Linked DNA regions of Homo sapiens: regions 1 and 2 are each linked to region 3. A link is a contact called in ENCODE Hi-C or POLR2A ChIA-PET data. All regions are on one chromosome and are shown on one strand. The core of a region is the stretch at or near the end of the contact, and the rest is flanking DNA. Distances in the headings are between cores, read along the strand shown.

Region 1 (3,855 bases), core at 1,356-3,855, 700 kb after region 3:
GTTAAAAATAACTTAATTAAATAAATGGATGGATGGATGGAGGGATGGGTGGAATAATAGATAGATGGATGGATATAGATGGCCAGCCCACAGCTCCTGTGATAGTGCCTATCGTATTTTTTATCCCACAGGGTCTTTTTCTTTACAAAAATGTAGGCTTTAGTCAGAAAAATTCAACACATTAGGGAAATCTCCAGTTAATTCAAAACCTCCTTCTTCCTCCCTAAGTGTATATTTAGGGAGCATAAAGAAAACATTTTAAAAAGGTCACTTATAAACATGGTTTGTCTCCAATATAATAAAATGTGTATTAGTACAAGCCCTGTAACTTACATATCTAAATAAGTGATGTTTGTGAAATCTATCAACCAAGAACTTAATCTAACACTATTAGTACACAAACATTTTTGCAATTTCTCATTGGTAATGTCCTTTAGAATCACTTTTGAAAGCAATAAAAGAAAATAAGTTTTACTACTTTATATTTCATTTAATATATTTAATATATTTAAATCTATTACTTAGTTTGACCACCCATCTTATTTATCACACTTGGCTTTAAGTGACAGTTGACTGTTTCAAAATTCAAAACAGCCTGCAAAATAAAGACCTGCCACCACAGAAAACTGACAAAAGAACGTACCAAGAAAGGAGCATGCATAAAATGGGTATATAATCTTCTATGACCATTTCGAGAGAAACAACACCTATTTAGATATACTACTGCTGACATTTAAAAAGAAATTCAGACATCATATTTTTAAGTCACTGAACTTTATAATTGCAACTATTCCCATAATAGTTTTCATTTGCTATATGTATAAATGTTCTTTGTCTTAAGTCTTCCTTTCATGAAACTATAGACTCCGTAATCTTCCTTTTGGAAGATTTGGCAGGCTTTGTAACTTCAACGTATTGACGTTACTCCTGCTACTTCACGTAAACCTTCACTTTAAGTTCAGTGTGTCTGCCACCATATTTCTCAATTCTTCTACTATTCCAAATACTCTGAAGAAGCTTCCCAGAAATCCTTGTTTGGATCAGCAAAAACAATTTGGTGTCATCAGCAGATTTCACCATTTCCTTCTGGAGTCATTAAAACACTAAACAAGCATGATCTTGGTATCAATCCTTAGGGTTCCTATCATTAACCTCTCTCTAGCTGAAGTCAAGCTATTCTCTGCTACATTGTGATTTCCATAATAGGACTAGGATATGTTTATTTGTTAGAAGTTTAAACATTGATGGATTTTTTTAATGAAAGTTGCAAAATGCATTACGAAAGTAAAGAGGAAAAAATCTCAAAAGGAAAGTTCAGAGAAATCAGCAAAGAGAAGCAGCTCCTAGTTAGTTGTCTCATCCAAGCACACTGCCTCATATTTAACTGATTCTTAAACCTCTACAGGATTTTAACCTTTCCCCTCCAATTACTTATTTCTGTTATAATTATATGAGAGACTTTATTAAACACACTTGAAAATTCTCTATGAATTATAACCAGCAGGTCCAACTACTTTATTAGCTTTTCCTCTCTTTACTACATTTAAAGAGAGAAAAGCAAACAGTCCTTACCCAGAAAGTAAAAAAGCAAACAGTTTTCTACCCAAACTGGTCTGTACTCTGAACAAGAGAAATCACTCTTTCTTTTATTCAAGTGCAAATCTGTTTGAAGCTTTCATTCTGCTTTCCCAGCCTGCTCTCTGCAGCTGCATAAAAGATGAGACATGGGAATGAAAGAAAACTAGGCTGGGGCCAAAAAGCAATACTGTCCATATGCAAACTCACTCAAAGAGCAGGAGTTTCTGTACATCCTTTCCCACTTTTTCCACTTTAGCAGACCCCTAGCCAAAAGGAGGAGGTACTGTGCTATATCTCTATGTCCAATCCTGTTTAAAACAACTTCTCATGTGAAATCAGGGGAAGGATAAGGTTACTAAACCCCCAGTCCTGACACAGAGCCCGAGGCATTCTCAGAGTCAACTTTAGCTCTAAGCTGGCTGTAATTAGGCAAGTTTAAGAGAGAAATAGGGACAGTCTCACAGGTCTCTTAGAATGCTTGTGGCAGAGGCATAGCAACAGTGAGCAGAATTCACTTTACCTATTTTACCCCATGCAAAATTAGAGCAAAATCCTCCCCCTAAGCCAAAAAGCAAAATCTTCCCCCTATGCCAAATCTGCAATAGACTTTCAGAATGTCTGGAAACCCATTAGTCTACATGCAAGGGTGTCAGGTAACCTTATAATCCCAGCATTCTCCTCAGGCCAGCAGTGAACCACACACAATTGAAAAAGTTCACCACCTCAAAAACAAACTCTGCTGGGATCAGAAGGGTATTCTCAAGGGTTTTGACTCAGATGTCATCATAACTCCGTGTTATTTTTAATGCTGTTTTTTTGGATTTTGCCTCACACAGAATTCCCAAGTTACAGAAGGACCATGAACAATGTCCAGATGTATAAAATGCAAAAATACTTCCCTCCTACTTGTGGATTCCAAGATAAACACCACAAGAAGCACATGTGACTAAACTAAGAGCTCATTCCAAATTAAATACTGCATCATGTGCACAGTTTAGGGCTTAAAAAACAAACCCCACAAATATTCTGCACGGTTCATAAGCCAGGCCTGGGCAAGCATATGACCACGTTGTAAGAAGGAAACATGAATTGGAGAGTAGAGGTAAAGGGTGAAAAAAGTCTGAGTCAAAACCTTTCCCAGAAAATTGGTGCTTTCAGCGAACATTTGTATAATATGGGACATAGATGAAAGAAGAAATTGTATTTTTCTGTGTTTTTTTTTTCCTACTGATACTATCATTTCTAAAACTGCCCAACAAATTGGGAAACTCTGCAAAGATTTCAAAATCCCCAGCCTAAGCCAAGCACAAACATCATTAAATACAGATACAAACACACACACTGAGGTAATGAGAACTTATATCTCTGACTGACCAGTCCAGACAGAATCCTTTGACATAATAAGCTGAGTTCTGGACAGAGTACATGGAACCTTATGGGACACAAACAGGAGAGTCAGGCAATGTGAAAAGACTTCTACACTATTGTTATTGTGTTTCCAAAAAAAGTAAAAAATAGATGGATAAAGTGGAAAGACAACAGAGAGATAGTTTGGCTAGCTGGGTGAGTTCAGTTTTTCTCCCACAACTTAACCTAAGCAAAAGCTTTTAAGAAATTCAGACTGGGAAGGCTGGGTGCGGTGGCTCACGCCTGTAATCCCAGCACTTTTGGGAGGCCAAGGCAGGTGGTGGATCACCTGAGGTCAGGAGTTCAAGACCAACCTGACCAACATGGCGAAACCCCATCTCTACTAAAAATACAAAAATTAGCCAGGTGCAGTGGCAGGCACCTGTGATCCCAGCTACTTGGGAGGCTGAGACACGAGAATAGCTTGAACCTGGGAGGCAGAGGTTGCAGTGAGCTGAGATCACGCCATTGCACTCCAGGCTGGGCAACAGAGTGAGATTCCATCTCAAAAAAAAAAAAAAAAAAAAAAAAAAAAAAAAAAAAATATATATATATATATATATATATATATATATGCATCTATCAAATGTTACAGTTTTATATATATACTTTTTATTTTTTTATATATATATAATGTATGTTATGAGGCATAATTACAGAATATATACCTAATGAACCCAGCACCTAATTTATGAATTAAAATATTTCCAATCTGCTATGGACTAAATGTTTGTGTCCTCCCAAAATTAATGTATTAAAACCCTAATCCCCAATGTAATGGTATTTAGACCTAGGGCCTTTAGGGAGGTAATTAGGGTTCGATTAAGTCTTGAAGCTGGAGTCCCTGTGATGGGAACAGCCATGTGAAGA
Region 2 (3,613 bases), core at 590-3,089, 820 kb after region 3:
ATTGTGCCGCACACCTGTAGTAGTCCTAGCTACCCAGGAGGCTGAGATGAGAGGATCACCTGAGCCCAGGAGGTCGAGCCTGCAGTGAGCTGTGGTCATGCCACTGCACTCTAGCCTGGGGAACAGACTGAGACCCTATCAAAAACAAAAAACAAACAAACAAAAAACTATAAATTCTAAACTACAAGGACTTTAACAACAACCAATTCTGCCATTTCTGCCTTAATAGGGCCACTCCCATCACTTGCCTGGACTATTGCATATTGTTTCTGGCCACTCCATTCATTTGTTCCTTAATTTACTCCTTCCACAGGCATTTAAATACACACCCTGCTGAGGTCTGGGGTACAAGAATCATTTAAGCATATTCCCTCCCCTTTGAATACTCATAGTTGAGATGAAAAGAGAGGTACACACAAATAACTACAGCCATGCAGTAAGCATTACAATTGCTATTTAAAAGTGCTATGGAAGCAGACAGGAAGAAGCCCCAAATTCGCCTGCAAAAGTCAGATCAGTGTCACAATCCTGCCTTGAGTAGCTTCCTAAAAAGTCACGATTATCCTTTAACACTTCCCATGGGACTGGTAGACCACAGGATAAATTCCAAACTTCTTAGGGTCGCAGAGAAAAACATCAAAAATTGGTCCCTCACTTCCTTCTCACTCATACATCACATTGCAACGTTCAGTTCCTATCCTTCCTGGCAGTTACTTCACCTCTCAGTGTCTTAATTTCCTTAAAACCCTTGTTTTACAGTCATATGAATTTACTACTTCATATGACTGTAGTGGAGGTTAAAGGACTCGGGGAGTGCGTGGCACATAGTACTTAAGGTCAGCAATCATCATTTAATGACTCTCACATGATCTGCCCTCCAGCCACATGGTATGTGTATTGGTAGGTCACGCATCCTGTCTCCCTGACTTCCCTCCACAAAACCTTCCCCAGAGTCAAGTCTTTTCCTCTCCAATGTTCTCATCAACTTCGCACATATCTATTCGATAATCTTATCAAAATACTATTATGGCTTGCAAGTTTGTTTGCCCCCACCGGAGCACGTAAATTCCTGCGGTGTATGTGTGCGCGAAAGCACGTATGTGTATTGCACATGAGGGGAGACGGTCAACCCTGGAGAATGAACCCTGTCCTCCTTACCACCAAGAAAAGAAAATTCTTCATGTTAGATGTTCAACAACTGTTTAGGAACAATATTAGCTAATATTTATTGAGCCCTTATTACGTGCCACACTGTTCCAAAGGCTTCGGATATTTTACCTCACTTTACAGATAAGGATACTGAGGTAACTAGTTGAGAAACTTGGGCAAAGTTAAACAGCTGACAATTGGTGTGAAGCTCGCATTCGAATCCAGGGACCGGACTCCAGATTCCACGCTCTCCAACACCACCTGAAGTGGGAGAGTCCCTCAACTTCCCCTAATGACAGGCTGCCCGAAGCGGGAAGGGGCTGGGGAGGAAGATGGGCAGCAACAGGCGGAAACATCACCCAGAATCCCCTAAAAAGAGCTTTTTCCAACAATGAGCAGCTTCCAAGCATTCCCCACCAAAAGAAGGCCCGAAGCTCCCCCAATTCACAGCGGGGTTCTTAGTGACGATCCCGAGTCTTAAGGGGGCGTGACCAGCACCCAAGAGAAAATCTCCGCTCCCCCAATATCGAAACCCACGAGCCTAGGGAAGGAGCAGGAAATAATGAGCGAACCCCACTTCCCCACAACGGCACCCCACATGAAACTTTCCAGTACCGGGTCTGCAGCATCCAACTTTCAAGTTTCCCCACCCTTTACACAGTTTCCCCGCGGAAAACGCCGCAAAGCAACAACCGAAGCACTGATTGAGTCGTCATTCTGGCTACTGTATCCAATCAGAGGCCGGCAGAGGCCCAGGTTGGCTCCGCGGCTTGCTGGGAATTGTAGTTAATACTATGATCAGCCTAACAGATCGAATCTGAAGCAGTTTCTCAATATAGTGATTATCAAAATCTGTTGCAGGACCATCACCAAAGAGAATGTGAAACAAGGGAACACCCTGTTTGGAAATTTTTCTTTTTTCTTTCTTTTTTTTTTTTTTTGAGACGGGGTCTCGCTCTGTCGCCCAGGCTGGAGTGCAGTGGCGCGATCTCGGCTCACTGCAAGCTCCGCCTCCTGGGTTCACGCCATTCTCCTGCCTCAACCTCCCTAGTAGCTGGGACTACAGGCTCCCACCACCACGCCCGGCTAATTTTTTTGTATTTTTAGTAGAGACGGGGTTTCACCGTGTTAGCCAGGATGGTCTCGATTTCCTGACCTCGTGATCCGCCCGCTTCGGCCTCCCAAAGCGCTGGGATTACAGGCGTGATCCACCGCTCTCGGCCCTGGAAATCTTTTTTTTCGTGTATCATCACTTTTCACAATGGCTTAAAGGGGCCAGACGCAGTGGCTCACGCCCGTAATTTCAGCACTTTGGGAGACCGAGGCGGGAGGATCACTTGAGCCTGGGAGTTCGAGACTAGCCTTGGCAACATAGTGAGACACCCTCCCCCACCCCTCCGCCTCTACAAAAAAATACAAAAAATAGGCTGGGCGCGGTGGCTCATGCCTGTAATCCCAGCACTTTTGAAACTGCCCGATGGGTTCACCTTACCAGCTGCCTAGACAGAACCGATTTATCAGGACAGGGGAATTGCAATGCAGAAAGAGTAATTCACGCAGAGCCAGCTGTGCGGAAGACTGAAGTTTTATTGTTACTTAAATCAGTTGTCCCGAGCATTTGCGGATCGGAGTTTTTACCAATAATTTGGCTGGTAGGGGCTTAGGAAGTGGGGAGTGCTGATTGGTCAGGTTGGAGATGGAATCATAAGGGGTCGAAGTGAGGTTTTCTTAATGTCTTCTGTTCCTGGGTGTGATGGCAAAACTGGTTGCGCCAAATTACTGGTCTGAGTGGTGTCAGCTGATCCATGGAGTGCAGGGTCTACAAAATATCTCAAGCACTGATCTTAGGGCTTGCAATAGTGATGTCACCCCCGGGAGCAATTTGGGGAGGTTCAGACTCTTGGAGCCAGAGGCTGCATGACCTCTAAACTGTAATTTCTAAACTTGTAGCTAATTTGTTAGTCCTGCAAAGGCAGACTGGTCCCCAGGCAAGAAGTGGGTCTTTTCGGAAAGGGCTGTTATCAATTTTGTTTCAGAGTCAAACCATGAACTGAATTCCTCCCCAAAGTTAGTTCAGCCTACGCCCAGGAATGAACAAGGACAGCTTAACGGTTAGAAGCAAGATAGAGTCGGTTAGGTCTGATTTCTTTCACTGTCATAATTTCCTCAGTTATAATTTTGCAAAGGCGGTTTCACTTCGGAATGCTGAGGCAGGCAGATCACTTGAGCTCAGGATTTCGAAACCAGCCTGGCCAACATGGCGAAACCCCGCCTCTACTAAACATACAAAAATTAGCCAGACATGGTGGCAGGCACCTGTGATCCCAGCTACTTGGGAGGCTGAGGTGAGAGGAGCCAGACATTGCCTCAAAAAAAAAAAAAACCTTAATGGGCCAGAAAGCCATGTTACTTTTCTCAGGAATCGAGGACAATCCACCAATCACAGAAGAGTTTTTGGAAGAAA
Region 3 (3,674 bases), core at 1,159-3,658:
ACTCCTATAATCCCAGTACTTTGGGAGGCTGAGGTGGGTGGATCACTTGAGGTCAGGAGATCCAGACCAGCCTGGCCAACGTGGTGAAACCCCATCTCCACTAAAAATACAAAAATTAGCTGGGTGTGGTGGTGCACGCCTGTAATCCCAGCTACTCAGCAGGCCTGTAATCCCAGCTACTCAGGAGAATTGTGTGAACCCAGGAGATGGAGGCAGCAGTGAGCCGAGATTGCGCCACTGCACTCCGGCCTGGACAACAAAGCGAGACTCTGACTCAAAAAAACAAAAAACAAAAAACAAAACAACAAAAAAAACAAAACAAAACCCTGGCTCTGCCCACCTCTCCCACAGGCCTTATGGCAGCCAAACCGAAGGTTCTGTCTCAGCACACTCCTCCTCAAAGTGTCTGCAGTGCTGTCTTTTTCTCTCTGTTCCCTCAAGCTGCCTTATTTTGCTTTGGATCTCTGGCTTCTCTTCCTCCTAATTCCTAAATATAGACGCTCTGCCTGCTTCCTCCCTTTTCATTCCTATTGCTGACATATTCCTTCAGATCACAGTCCCTGTCCCTGTCCTGTGGCAGAGGTGACCACCAGATATGTGTAGCCCACCAGGGACTACCCATCAGCCACCCTTGCATGCAGGAGGGGCCAGGTGACTTGAGTTCTGGCCGGTGGAATGCCTGGCTCATAAAAGCCTCCTGCCAGGTCTTCCATATTCTCCTGGGCAACATGAATGTCAATTCCAGGCTGACCGTGGAGCCACATGTTGAAGACAGCAGAGCCCCCCTCACTCAGGATTCTTGAATTACTCCAGAAGCAAAGCCCTACACCTCAGCCCTCTACCAAATTAGCTTTATGTGAGCAAGAAACAAATCTCTATTGTTTTACACAGCTGAGATTCTGGAGTCTGTTACAGCAGCTAGCATCGCCTTACCTAACTCAGACCCCTTGCTGACCTTTGTGTTCTTGGGCTCTCCCCTCCCCCAAGGAAGCTCCACCCTACACCTCATTGCCAAGTTAGCCTTCCTTCAGTCTACGTGGGGTTGCTGCCTTCCCCCTCAACTCTTCAGTGCCTCCCCTTTACCTCCAGACTGAAGGACAATATCTCAGGCTCCAAGCACCAACCCCCTTGCTCTCACATTCTTGCACTTCTGTCAAATCTGATGAGTTTGAGTACCCGACGTGCATCCTGTCCACTCCTGTCTCTGCTTCCTGTTGTTTTCTCTCCAGCTCCATATGAAACCCTTCCTTCTCTGAGATGGGCTGTTCAGGTCCCCCAGCCACATGGAATGGCCCCTCTGAAAGCTCACAGCCCTCTGCTTGTGCGTCACGTGGGACTGATCAGTTGCGCTGCACTGCAGTGCTGCGCAGGTTTGCTCGGCACCCTTTTCCTCCCACTGGACCGTCAGCTCTCTGAGCACAAGCCTGGGTCTTACTTGTCCCCGACTGGGCCAGGCAGATCCCAGGTACAAAGTGGATGCCAGCTCCCCTCCCCCATCACCCAGCAACCCTTGATCTTTCTTCCTTGATGGTGAGGCCAGGGGACTGCAGAGTGTACACAACCAGCTCATCCATCTCCCTCCTCCCAGCACATTCAGAGGGCTAACTGTGTGACCTTTTCCATCTGTGGATTCCTCTCCCTCTCTCTTTTTTTCCCTCTCTTAAAAAGAGGGTCTTGGAGCTTGCTTGGAAGCCTGGCCTGGCTCGCAAGAAGCTGGCTGCTCAGTTATATTTAGGCTAGCAGGGACATCAATCTAAAGCTCTTTAAAAATAAAGTTCTGTTTCAGCTGGATCCCCAAGAAGGTCCCCACCCACTCCTAATAAGAAGCTCATTCGCCTCCTCCAGTCCCCCAGTCTCAATTACAGACCCTTCACGTGGCCTACACATGTGTGAATGTGTGAGTTAGGATGTCAGCTCACAGTTGCCCTCCTTGACCCAGTTCAAAAAAGGATTTCTCTCCTCTTCCAGGCCTTCCTTCACTGGCCTTCTCTCCTTTCTCTCCCGAGGGACATTGTGACTTTGAGGCCTCTTACCTCTGCAAACTAGCCAGGAGAAAAGCTGTGACTGAAGAAACTGCCTCCTCCAAAGTTTCTGGGCCCTGCCCTTCACAGGGCAATGTTCCCAGCTATGGTAAGAAGCAAAGAGAAGACAAAGACCAAAGCCTGAGGCAGAAGGTGAGGTTTGCAGTTGTGCTAAAATGTGCTGTGGGGGCCTCTAAATGAATGGTCCCAGCAGGCTGCCTGTGTGTGCAAGTGTGTGTGTTTGTGTGTGTGTGTATGTGAAGAGGTCCTCATGAACGCCTGACCGACCCTTCCTACTCCTGAACTCGGCCGCCACAGCCCTGGTTCTTTTCCATCCCCACTGATGAAACGCTTCTTTATGTCTTATTCACATCCTGTCTTGACTACCACAATTGTCTCCTTGCCGGGCCCACATGTCTCTCATCACCAATGGGATCCAAATGTTGCTGACAAAATAATCTTGCTGCCTTTGTGCTGCAATCACATTCCCTCACTTCTGCAAATTCTTCTCCGTCTCCCCATTACTAGGGGAATCACATACAAAGACCACCATCTCGCTCTGCCTCTCCTACCAGCTTGTTCTCATCCTCTGGCTGTTTCTAAGCTCAGAGATCTTTCAGGCCTGCCCAGGATGGCTGGAACAAACTCCTCATACTATTTATTCAGTCAGCAAATGTTTACGAAGTCCGAGTGAGGTGGCTCATGCTTGCAATCCCGGAAATTTGAGAGGCTAAAGTGGGAGGATCGCTTGAGGCCAGGAGTTCAAGACCAGCCTGGACAACATAGCAAGAGCCCATCTCTACACAAAATTAAAAAATTAGCCAGGTGTGATGGCCATGGTTATAGTCCCAGCTACTCTGGAGGCTGAGGTGGGAGGATCACTTGAAGCCGGGAGTTTGAGGCTGCAGTGAGCTATGATTGCACCACTGCACTCTAGCCTGAGCAATGGAGCAAGACCCTGTCTGAAAAAAAAAGTTTGTTAAGAGTGACGGGCACTCTTTCTAGGCACTGGGGAAGTAGCAAGAAACAAAGCTGAGGACAGCAATCAACAAATAAAAACAAAATAGAATGTCAAGAATTATAAGTGCTCTGAAGAAAATCAAAGCAGAGACAGGGGCTAGAGAGCAACTATTCCACAAGGTGGTCAACGAAGGGCTCTCCCAAGAGGCCTGGAATCTACTTCCCCACCTTCCCTCATGCAGGGCTTGCTTGGGGCCGCCGTCCTCCTGCTTTGCCAGAGGACTCCCCTCCCAGCCTGCTCTTGTATGTGTTTATCTTGATTTGAAGATCAGGGAGGCGCTGGGCATGTCTGCTTCAGCAGGAGACCTGTTACATTATTAACTCATTCAAGACTCACTAGGACTGGGAGACATCAAGCACATATACAAACCTCCGAACACAAACTCTGTTCTTTTCCAATGCCTGGTCCAGAACATGAATGGCCATTTAAATATGGATTTTTTTTTTTTTTTTTTTTTTTGAGACTGAGTCTCACTCTGTTGCCCAGGCTGGAGTGCAGTGGCACAATCTCCGCTCACTGCAACCTCCGCCTCCTGGGTTCAAGCGATTCTTCTGCCTCAGCCTTCCGAGTAGCCGGGACTACAGGTGCCTGCCACCATGCCCAGCTAATTTTTGTATTTTTAGTAGAGACGT

The links. A loop is a pair of places that touch in the nucleus more often than their neighbours do. ChIA-PET counts read pairs that join two places held with the same protein, here RNA polymerase II (POLR2A). Pooled maps may share reads with other maps.
Region 1: a pooled map of posterior vena cava shows a loop between it and region 3 (2.5-fold over the local background). The contact joins two enhancer-like sites. A Hi-C loop is called at or near these places in 1 of 50 pooled maps. POLR2A ChIA-PET finds 5 or more read pairs at or near these places in 2 of 52 experiments (B cell and H1).
Region 2: a map of gastrocnemius medialis shows a loop between it and region 3 (4-fold over the local background). The contact joins the promoter of RAD51B here to the enhancer-like site in region 3. A Hi-C loop is called at or near these places in 1 of 168 maps with a recorded cell type or tissue (gastrocnemius medialis). POLR2A ChIA-PET finds 5 or more read pairs at or near these places in 1 of 52 experiments (WTC11).

Annotation. Positions count from the first base shown.
Region 1 is chr14:67,939,729-67,943,583 of GRCh38, reverse strand. The region is part of intron 7 of RAD51B (RAD51 paralog B); the gene reads right to left. Among named protein-coding and RNA genes, the nearest start is that of RAD51B, 120 kb to the right of the region's middle. Within about 2 kb of position 2,605, at least 12 of the 41 ENCODE cell types and tissues checked have a DNase peak (open chromatin) inside an H3K27ac peak, as active enhancers do.
Region 2 is chr14:67,818,005-67,821,617 of GRCh38, reverse strand. RAD51B (RAD51 paralog B) reads right to left here and starts at 1,839. Exons shown (of 11, transcript NM_133510.4): 1 at 1,765-1,839. RefSeq lists enhancers at 691-1,452, 1,712-2,006.
Region 3 is chr14:68,636,410-68,640,083 of GRCh38, reverse strand. It overlaps RAD51B-AS1 (RAD51B antisense RNA 1), which reads left to right. Exons shown (of 4, transcript XR_007064220.1): 4 at 2,007-3,674. It also overlaps a transcript of RAD51B not described here. Among named protein-coding and RNA genes, the nearest start is that of RAD51B-AS1, 47 kb to the left of the region's middle. Within about 2 kb of position 2,408, at least 15 of the 41 ENCODE cell types and tissues checked have a DNase peak (open chromatin) inside an H3K27ac peak, as active enhancers do.